Linked DNA regions of Homo sapiens: regions 1 and 2 are each linked to region 3. A link is a contact called in ENCODE Hi-C or POLR2A ChIA-PET data. All regions are on one chromosome and are shown on one strand. The core of a region is the stretch at or near the end of the contact, and the rest is flanking DNA. Distances in the headings are between cores, read along the strand shown. Region 1 overlaps PHF3 (PHD finger protein 3). Region 2 overlaps PHF3 (PHD finger protein 3). Region 3 has its middle 33 kb from the start of LGSN.

Region 1 (2,700 bases), core at 88-2,587, 310 kb after region 3:
CTTTAATGCCTTAAATAGACAGGAGAAGCTCCACAGCTTCAGACACAAAGGAAGATCATTTTGGTATAATTTTTGTTTTATAGCCCACATTTAAAGTAAGAACTAGCTGAGTAAAATTCATCAATTTTATTTTCTTTAGTTCTAGTGATTTTTCTCGCTGTTTTCTTCTAGTCATGACAGGATTGCAGAATCCCTTGTTGCCATTTTTACTATAGTTGCTGCCTGGATTCTTTTGGAACTCTGTAGACCTGTGTCTTCTCCCCTTGTACTCTTTTCCCTTCCATATTTATTGCTTAGTTGGAGGATCTTCTCAAAAGATTTCTGATCTGGATCTACTGGTATTGGCACTATTTTCTGCCATCTCTTCCTCCCTAAAATACTGTCTTTCCCTAATTTTGGTCTTTGGTCATAGGTTTTTTTATCATGTCTTTAAGTGAATCGTGAATGACAAATTAGTTATCAAATATGTGCTTACATAACAAGAACGATAAATTGTCATGGAATGATTACATGGAAGTTTCCTGAAGTATGAGAATATCCAAAATGGTGACATTGTTTAAAGCATAATTGATGTCATTTCTATTTTCCTGCTAAAGCTAATTTTCTATAAACAGAGTCTGAGATTAGGATGAGAGCATTTTACTGGTTGACAACTCCAGTTGGTACCAATCTCAGAAGATACAGTGTGAATAGTCCCCTTAAGTTGAGTGGACAACAGCCTGGATAGTTTAAGGAAGTGAATAAAAAAATAATTTTGATATAAAGAATATCAAGGATCCTTGAGCAAATGTTTTCTTAACCTTAGTTTTGACCTCCTTTTCCTTTGTCTAATTAGCCTCATAATTACTAATTTTTTTCTGTCAGGAAGCAAAGTAAATAATAAAATCTCTAAGGTCTTTGCTATCTTTTGAGGACACTGATCAAAAAGAAATTCTGATGAAAGATAGAGAGCTGCATCTTGATTCTTACGGGATCTCAAGATGAGACTGGCTAATTTATAGTGGCCCAGAAGTGTGATTACTTGTTTCAAGGCCCTATCCTTGGTTCGCCTTCACTATCCTAGAAATAGGATAGCTTCTGTACCCGCCAGCTACAGAAGCTGAATTTCATAATTCCTTGGCAGTGGCAGATCCTTGTTTTTTTAGAGAAGTAGGAAAGCTGGCTACCTAGATTTCTCCAAATCATAGACCTAGACCTCCTTAGCCTCCCTGGCTGTCCATTTCTCATTTCCTCAGCCTCCTGTCTGACCCCAGAAACACTTTCTGTACTCCAGACTTTATATTATTTTCCTAGTCTCTGTTGCCATCATGGATTTGCTTCCCATAGGTTGTAATTTACTGAGTCATCATCTTGACTCAGAATTTTTGGCCTTGGTTTTAGTTAGGATTACACTCAGCTAACAGTGATAGAAAACTCCAGATAACAGTGGTATAAAGAAAGAAATTGCAGTAGCTCAGAAGGAAGTGACTGAGAGCTAGTATGGAGTCGCACAGTGCCAGGGACCCAAGCTCCTTCTACCTTGCGCTATTATGTGTGATGACTAATTTCACCTTTATTGCATAATTTGAGATGGCCCCTTCAGCTATTAGATATTGATTCCACTCAATAAAAAAGGGGAGGGAAAGGTAATATCTCCTTCATTTAAAATTGTATCTTGAAAGTTGTATGTTCATTTCTACTCACATCCCATTGGCCACACCTTAGTAACCTCATCTATCAGTAAGGTAGATTGAAAAGTGTCATTTTTTTTATGGGTAACCATGTACCCAGCTAAAAAATAGGAATTCCAGTAAATGAGGGAGAATGGCTGAATGGTTATTGGGCAACAGCTAGCAGTTTCAAGTACAATTTCTATAGTTCAGTCTGTGAGGAATCTGAGATCAGTACCTTTTCCTAGTTCATTGGTCATCCTGGGACCCAGGTTTGACTACTAGGCTTTTTTTCAGAGCACATCCTGCCTCACTTGTCAAAGACTTCTAGACTGTATATCTGTATTTCCTCCCTAACAAGTGGAACTTGGGAATCAGATAAAGTCCAGTTCTCTGTTCATAGAGCATGATCATTTGCTCGTATCAGAAATTTTAGAGGGAGATTCAATTCTTGTTTTACTCTGAAGGAGATGGGTGTCAAAATTGCTACTTGTGTATTGGAGATATTTCATTAAGGTAAGATAACCAAACTTTTTTGATTGTGTAAGTTTATATATAAGACATTTGAGTGCACACCAGTATTTTTACGTGTATTTATATTACTTGTCTTACTGTTTTACTGTATTAATGTATTTTGTATAACAAATACAGTAGATATTAAATATTTTAAAATGTTGAGCCATAGATAAAATATTTATACTTTTCAAATTATTAACTAAAATTATTAGTTGTATAAGAACTTACTTGGAATGCATTATGATTGCACATGCTTAATTAGTTTTGGAAATTTCATCTTATTTTGATAAAATTTTTTACATATCTGGTTCCAAGTTGAGCTTGATACTGGGTTTTAATGGCTATCATAGCTGAAAAAGATAACTCGATTATACATACATTTAAATGGAAGAAATTTATTGTAGTTATTGTACAATAACTACAATAATAGAAATTTATTGTAAGTTATAATCTTAGTTTTTTTTGTTTTAAATACAGAAAAGCTTTTATTTTAGTTAATTAGAACATTTCTGCCATCTTTCAGTGTGCTTGTTTT
Region 2 (2,700 bases), core at 198-2,697, 330 kb after region 3:
TTCAAATGCAGCACCATTAAGTAACACAAAAAAAGCATCTGGGAAGACTGTATCTACTGCTAAAGCAGGAGTGAAACAACCAGAAAGGAGTCAGGTTAAAGAAGAAGTATGTATGTCACTGAAACCTGAGTACCATAAGGAGAATAGAAGGTGCAGCCGAAATAGCGGACAAATTGAAGTGGTACCTGAAGTATCAGTGTCTTCAAGTCATTCTTCAGTGTCATCTTGTCTTGAAATGAAGGATGAAGATGGATTAGATTCTAAGCATAAGTGTAATAATCCGGGAGAAATAGATGTGCCATCTCATGAATTAAATTGTTCACTTCTTTCAGAGACTTGTGTTACTATTGGAGAAAAGAAAAATGAAGCTTTGATGGAATGTAAAGCCAAGCCTGTTGGTAGTCCATTGTTTAAGTTTTCAGATAAAGAAGAACATGAACAAAATGATTCCATTTCAGGTAAAACGGGTGAGACTGTTGTTGAAGAAATGATAGCAACAAGAAAAGTTGAACAAGATTCAAAGGAGACAGTAAAATTATCCCATGAAGATGACCATATTCTTGAGGACGCTGGATCTTCTGATATTTCTAGTGATGCTGCTTGTACAAATCCAAATAAGACAGAAAACAGCCTTGTAGGTTTGCCTAGTTGTGTAGATGAAGTGACTGAATGTAATTTGGAATTGAAGGATACCATGGGTATTGCTGATAAAACTGAGAACACCCTTGAAAGAAATAAAATTGAACCGTTGGGTTATTGTGAAGATGCGGAGTCTAATAGGCAGTTGGAGAGCACTGAGTTTAATAAATCAAACTTAGAGGTGGTTGATACTAGTACTTTTGGACCGGAAAGTAATATCTTGGAAAATGCTATTTGTGATGTGCCTGACCAAAATTCAAAACAGTTGAATGCTATAGAAAGTACTAAAATAGAGTCCCATGAAACAGCAAACCTTCAGGATGACAGAAACAGCCAGTCAAGTAGCGTTTCTTACTTAGAGTCAAAAAGTGTAAAATCCAAACATACAAAACCTGTAATTCATTCTAAGCAAAACATGACCACAGATGCTCCGAAGAAAATTGTTGCAGCAAAGTATGAAGTAATACATAGCAAAACTAAAGTTAATGTCAAAAGTGTGAAACGAAATACTGATGTACCAGAATCTCAGCAAAATTTTCATAGGCCAGTCAAAGTCAGAAAAAAACAAATTGATAAGGAGCCAAAGATTCAGAGTTGCAATTCTGGGGTTAAATCTGTGAAAAACCAAGCTCATTCTGTACTGAAAAAAACATTACAGGATCAAACTTTAGTACAAATTTTCAAGCCCTTAACTCATTCTTTGAGTGATAAGTCACACGCTCATCCTGGTTGCTTGAAAGAACCTCATCATCCTGCACAAACTGGACATGTATCACATTCTAGCCAGAAACAGTGTCATAAGCCTCAGCAACAGGCCCCAGCAATGAAAACCAATAGTCACGTGAAGGAAGAGCTTGAACACCCAGGCGTTGAGCATTTTAAGGAAGAGGATAAACTGAAACTGAAAAAACCTGAGAAGAACCTACAACCCCGCCAAAGAAGAAGCAGCAAAAGTTTTTCTTTAGATGAGCCACCATTGTTCATTCCAGATAACATAGCTACCATAAGAAGAGAAGGCTCTGATCATAGCTCCTCATTTGAAAGCAAATATATGTGGACTCCCAGCAAGCAGTGTGGGTTTTGCAAAAAACCACATGGCAACAGGTGTGTGTGTATGTGTGTATGAGTGATGTGTACATTGAAAATAAATTGCTTTTTTGGGGGTGGGATTAATGTGAGAATTGTTTTAAAGACATTATTTGATACACAGAGACCTGTGCAAAAACAAAAAGCTTCATCAGTCTTGGATAAATGATAGAAAGATGGATCTACTGAATTTACAAATATATCATCCTAGAACATTTAAAAAAGCATAGTCTGGCCAACAGCTGACATACATGGAAATATTTTGTCATTGTCACAGGTTAGACAGTGTAATTTAGCCACTGCATCTGCAAAAAAGCCAAACACTTCCTGGTAATTGGAAAATTGTTATACTGCTTTGGGTCTGTAAGTTATATATTAATTCATTTGGTGTGAGAAGAACTAGTAATAAAGTATGAAGGTCATAATGGAAATTCTATTTTTCTTTTGAAGTTTTTTTTTTTCTTAAAATGAAACATATTAAAGAACACCATTTCATAACTATCAAACTTTATCTTGCAGTGAAATTTGACAGCTAAACAATTGTTAGATTACCCAGGTCAACATGAAATAGAGTGAAAAACGTATTTCTTTTTTTGAATGTTTTAAATAATTTTTTGTGAATTCTAGTCTTTTTAAAATTTGAGATGATTTTAGCACTGACTTTCATCATTCTTTCTAGTATTCAGTGATTTGTAGTTTTATGACACTGCACCCCTCAATCCCCAATGTGTTTTTTGTTAGCTTTTTAAGAAAAGGAAAGCAAGAGATGAAGTGGAGTTTGCAGCTACCAGATTATTCTGTTCAAGTGTTCATATTGCTGTTGGAACTTCTTTCAATGCTGATATGATAAAAGAACATTATAATTTGTATATTATATTCTTCTTATCCTTATTCATGAAAGTGTGCTAGAGTGATTTTTCCCAGCACTATCTTAGTACATAAAAATGAAGCTCTTTAGGGAGGGACAATTTAGTA
Region 3 (2,848 bases), core at 271-2,770:
GAACCACCCACCTCGGCCTCCCAAAGGGCTAAGATTACAGATATGAGCCTCCACACTCAGCCTAAATATCTTAAATATGAATGTCAAAATAAAACTAACAGCAATCTAATGATCTTGACCACTTTGATTTACATGGAGACTAATAATTTTTTAAATGATGTTTCAATGACATATACTGTATAGTCTTTTTAAACCTGAGACTGATTTACTGTTTCAATATATCAGAGAACATTTAAAGAAAATTGTGTCATTGCCTCAGGATTTTCCAATGTATAAAGAAAGAATTTCTTGTAATGACCTCGTAGATATGGTACTTAAGAGTAAGTAACAAATAGACAAATAATTTTAAAACAAGAAATGGTTGAGACAGAAATGACCTTCCTGGAAAATAAATGCAATTAGAAAAAAGACTATTGTTACATGAAATGAATTATATGAAGGATGTTTCTAGGCAAACAGTAGGTGGCAACATCTACACAGACTTGTTTTAGAAATGCTTGTATAACATCAAAACAAAACTTACAAGCTAATGATTCATGAAATAGGGAATTTTCCAAAACTCACATGTTAGTAGAGATATTTATGCGCAAATCCATTGTTTTGTATTCTTTCTATTTTGGAATGTCATGCTTATGCCTTATCACAAGGACTCCACTAAGATCAATAATCTTAAAAATGTTTTGTTTGGCCAGGTGTAGTGACTAACGCCTAGAATCCCAGCACTTTGGGAGGCTGAGGCAGGATTGCTTGAACCAAGAATTTCGGGACCAGCTCTGGCAATATAGAGAGTCTCCATCTCTACAAAAAATACGAAAATTCACCAGGTGTGGTGGTACATGCCTGTGGTCCCAGCTACTTAAGAGGCTGAGGCGGGAAGATTGCTTGAACCTGGGACATCAAGGCTTCACTGAGCCATGATCACACCACCGCACTCCAGTCTGTCTCTCTCTCTCTCTCTTCCTCTCTCTCTCTCTCACACACACACAGACACACACACACACACACACACAGACACACAGTTTTATTTGTGGGTTATGTTAGAGACTGTTCATCTGTCTCTCAAACAAAGGGATAGAATTTTGTTCCCCTCACATTTCTTGGCCAGATTAGGTGGTTGAATTAGATAAGAGTAAGGATTAAGGGAACCATGCAAACAGCTGGATTTTTTTTTAATGCCACAATATGACCTCAATTACTGGAGTTCACAGAAGTTGCAGAAGACACATCCGGTGGTCAAGAAAAGGGGAAGCTGCCTTAAGTTTCCTTTTCTCTTGTGAGCGCAACAACCTCCATCTGTCTTTCTCTGTAACGCTGAAGACAGACACGTGACCCTGGTTCTCACAGAAGAACTTTCAAATCTAAAAAGCCATTTTAGGAAATAATTGGAAAAGTCTCTGTAGCCTTTGAGCTCCAGGATATTTGTTTTCCAGAATGATGAGATTGGTTATTGAATGTTTTAATGGTTGGAAACCAGAGAGTAGCTTTAGAGGCAAGCAGAGGCGCTGCTTTTTAACAGCAGAGGTCAGTAACACCAAAGGGGAAGGAAATTGAGCAGTCTGGCCAGAAATTGCAGATTTCTGTTGCAGACCCAACAGGCAAGAGGCAATAGGCAACATCCTGAGACACACAGGAAAACCTGATCCTTAGTACCTAACAGGGTCTCCTGTGCAGAAAATGTTCCCATCCCTGGCAACAGTGCCTTCCTGGATATGCTCACAGATGTTTAAGACTCTCCCTACCAGAGAAATAGCTTCTATCACAGAGTATTTTGTAGGGAACCATAACAGAACGTAAGGTGAAGTTTTCTACTATACTCTTATAATTATTGAAATTTTTCCTACTTCATTAATACCTGGACTTAGATTTCTCTTTTAGAAAGAAGCAGTTTGTAGCAAAAAAAAAAAAAAAAAAAGAAAAAATAATGTTTTTCACAGAAATTGAAAAAACAATCTCAAAATTTGCATGAAACCAAAAAAGAGCCTGAGTAGCCAAAGCAGTCCTCAGCAAAAAGAACAAAGCTGCAGACATCACACCACCTGACTTCAAAATATATTACAAGGTTATAGTAACCAAAGCATCATTACAGTGATACAAAAACTGACACATAGACCAATGAAACAGAATAGAGAACCTGGAAATAAGTCTACATATAAGGCAACTGATTTTTTTTATAAAGTTGCCAAGAATATACATTGGGAAAAGGGACACCGTCTTCAATAAATGGTGCTAAGAATACTGGATATTTATACACAGAAGAATGAAACTAGACCCCTATCTCTCACTACATATAAAAATCAACTCAAAACGGATTAGACTTAAACATGAGACCTCAAACTATAAAACTACTAGGGAAAAAACCTAGAGAAAACACTTTAGGGCATTGGTCTAGGCAAAGACTTTATGGCTAAGACCTCAAAAGTACAGGTAACAAAAATAAAAATAGACAATGGTACCATATTAAACTAAAAAGCTTCTGCACAACAAAGAAAACCATCAATATCATGAAAACACAGCCTGCTGAATGGGAGAAAATATTTGCAAACTGCTTGTCTGACAAGGGACTGATATCCAAAATACATAAGGAACTCAAACAGCAAAAAAAATAAATAAATAATCCCTTTAAAAAGTGGGCAAGAGGTCTGAATAACATTTCTTGGACGAAGACACACAAATGGCCAGCAAATACATGAAAAAATGTTCAACGTCACTAATCATCAGGGAAATGTAAATTAAAACCAAAATGAGATACCATCTTACCCCAGTTAGAATAGTTATTATTAAAAAGACAAAAATATAACAGATGCTGGTGAGGATGCAAAGAAAAGGTAACTCTTGTACACTGTTGATG

Evidence for each region. A loop is a pair of places that touch in the nucleus more often than their neighbours do. ChIA-PET counts read pairs that join two places held with the same protein, here RNA polymerase II (POLR2A). Pooled maps may share reads with other maps.
Region 1: a pooled map shows a loop between it and region 3 (7-fold over the local background). The contact joins two enhancer-like sites. A Hi-C loop is called at or near these places in 1 of 168 maps with a recorded cell type or tissue (Calu3), 1 of 37 single-sample maps with no recorded cell type and 4 of 50 pooled maps.
Region 2: a map of MCF 10A shows a loop between it and region 3 (6-fold over the local background). The contact joins two enhancer-like sites. A Hi-C loop is called at or near these places in 4 of 168 maps with a recorded cell type or tissue (Calu3, HepG2, MCF 10A and 1 more), 25 of 37 single-sample maps with no recorded cell type and 11 of 50 pooled maps. POLR2A ChIA-PET finds 5 or more read pairs at or near these places in 3 of 52 experiments (MCF 10A, OCI-LY7 and PC-9).

The regions. Positions count from the first base shown.
Region 1 is chr6:63,662,279-63,664,978 of GRCh38, forward strand. All of the region lies in intron 2 of PHF3 (PHD finger protein 3), which reads left to right. Among named protein-coding and RNA genes, the nearest start is that of PHF3, 28 kb to the left of the region's middle. Within about 2 kb of position 1,338, at least 3 of the 41 ENCODE cell types and tissues checked have a DNase peak (open chromatin) inside an H3K27ac peak, as active enhancers do.
Region 2 is chr6:63,684,169-63,686,868 of GRCh38, forward strand. PHF3 (PHD finger protein 3) reads left to right here. Exons shown (of 16, transcript NM_001370348.2): 4 at 1-1,743. Among named protein-coding and RNA genes, the nearest start is that of PHF3, 50 kb to the left of the region's middle. RefSeq lists an enhancer at 1,440-1,809. Within about 2 kb of position 1,448, at least 4 of the 41 ENCODE cell types and tissues checked have a DNase peak (open chromatin) inside an H3K27ac peak, as active enhancers do; they include OCI-LY7, where a contact is called at or near this core.
Region 3 is chr6:63,351,696-63,354,543 of GRCh38, forward strand. It overlaps a transcript of LGSN not described here. Among named protein-coding and RNA genes, the nearest start is that of LGSN, 33 kb to the left of the region's middle. RefSeq lists enhancers at 908-1,017, 1,088-1,357, 1,458-1,547. Within about 2 kb of position 1,521, at least 9 of the 41 ENCODE cell types and tissues checked have a DNase peak (open chromatin) inside an H3K27ac peak, as active enhancers do; they include OCI-LY7, where a contact is called at or near this core.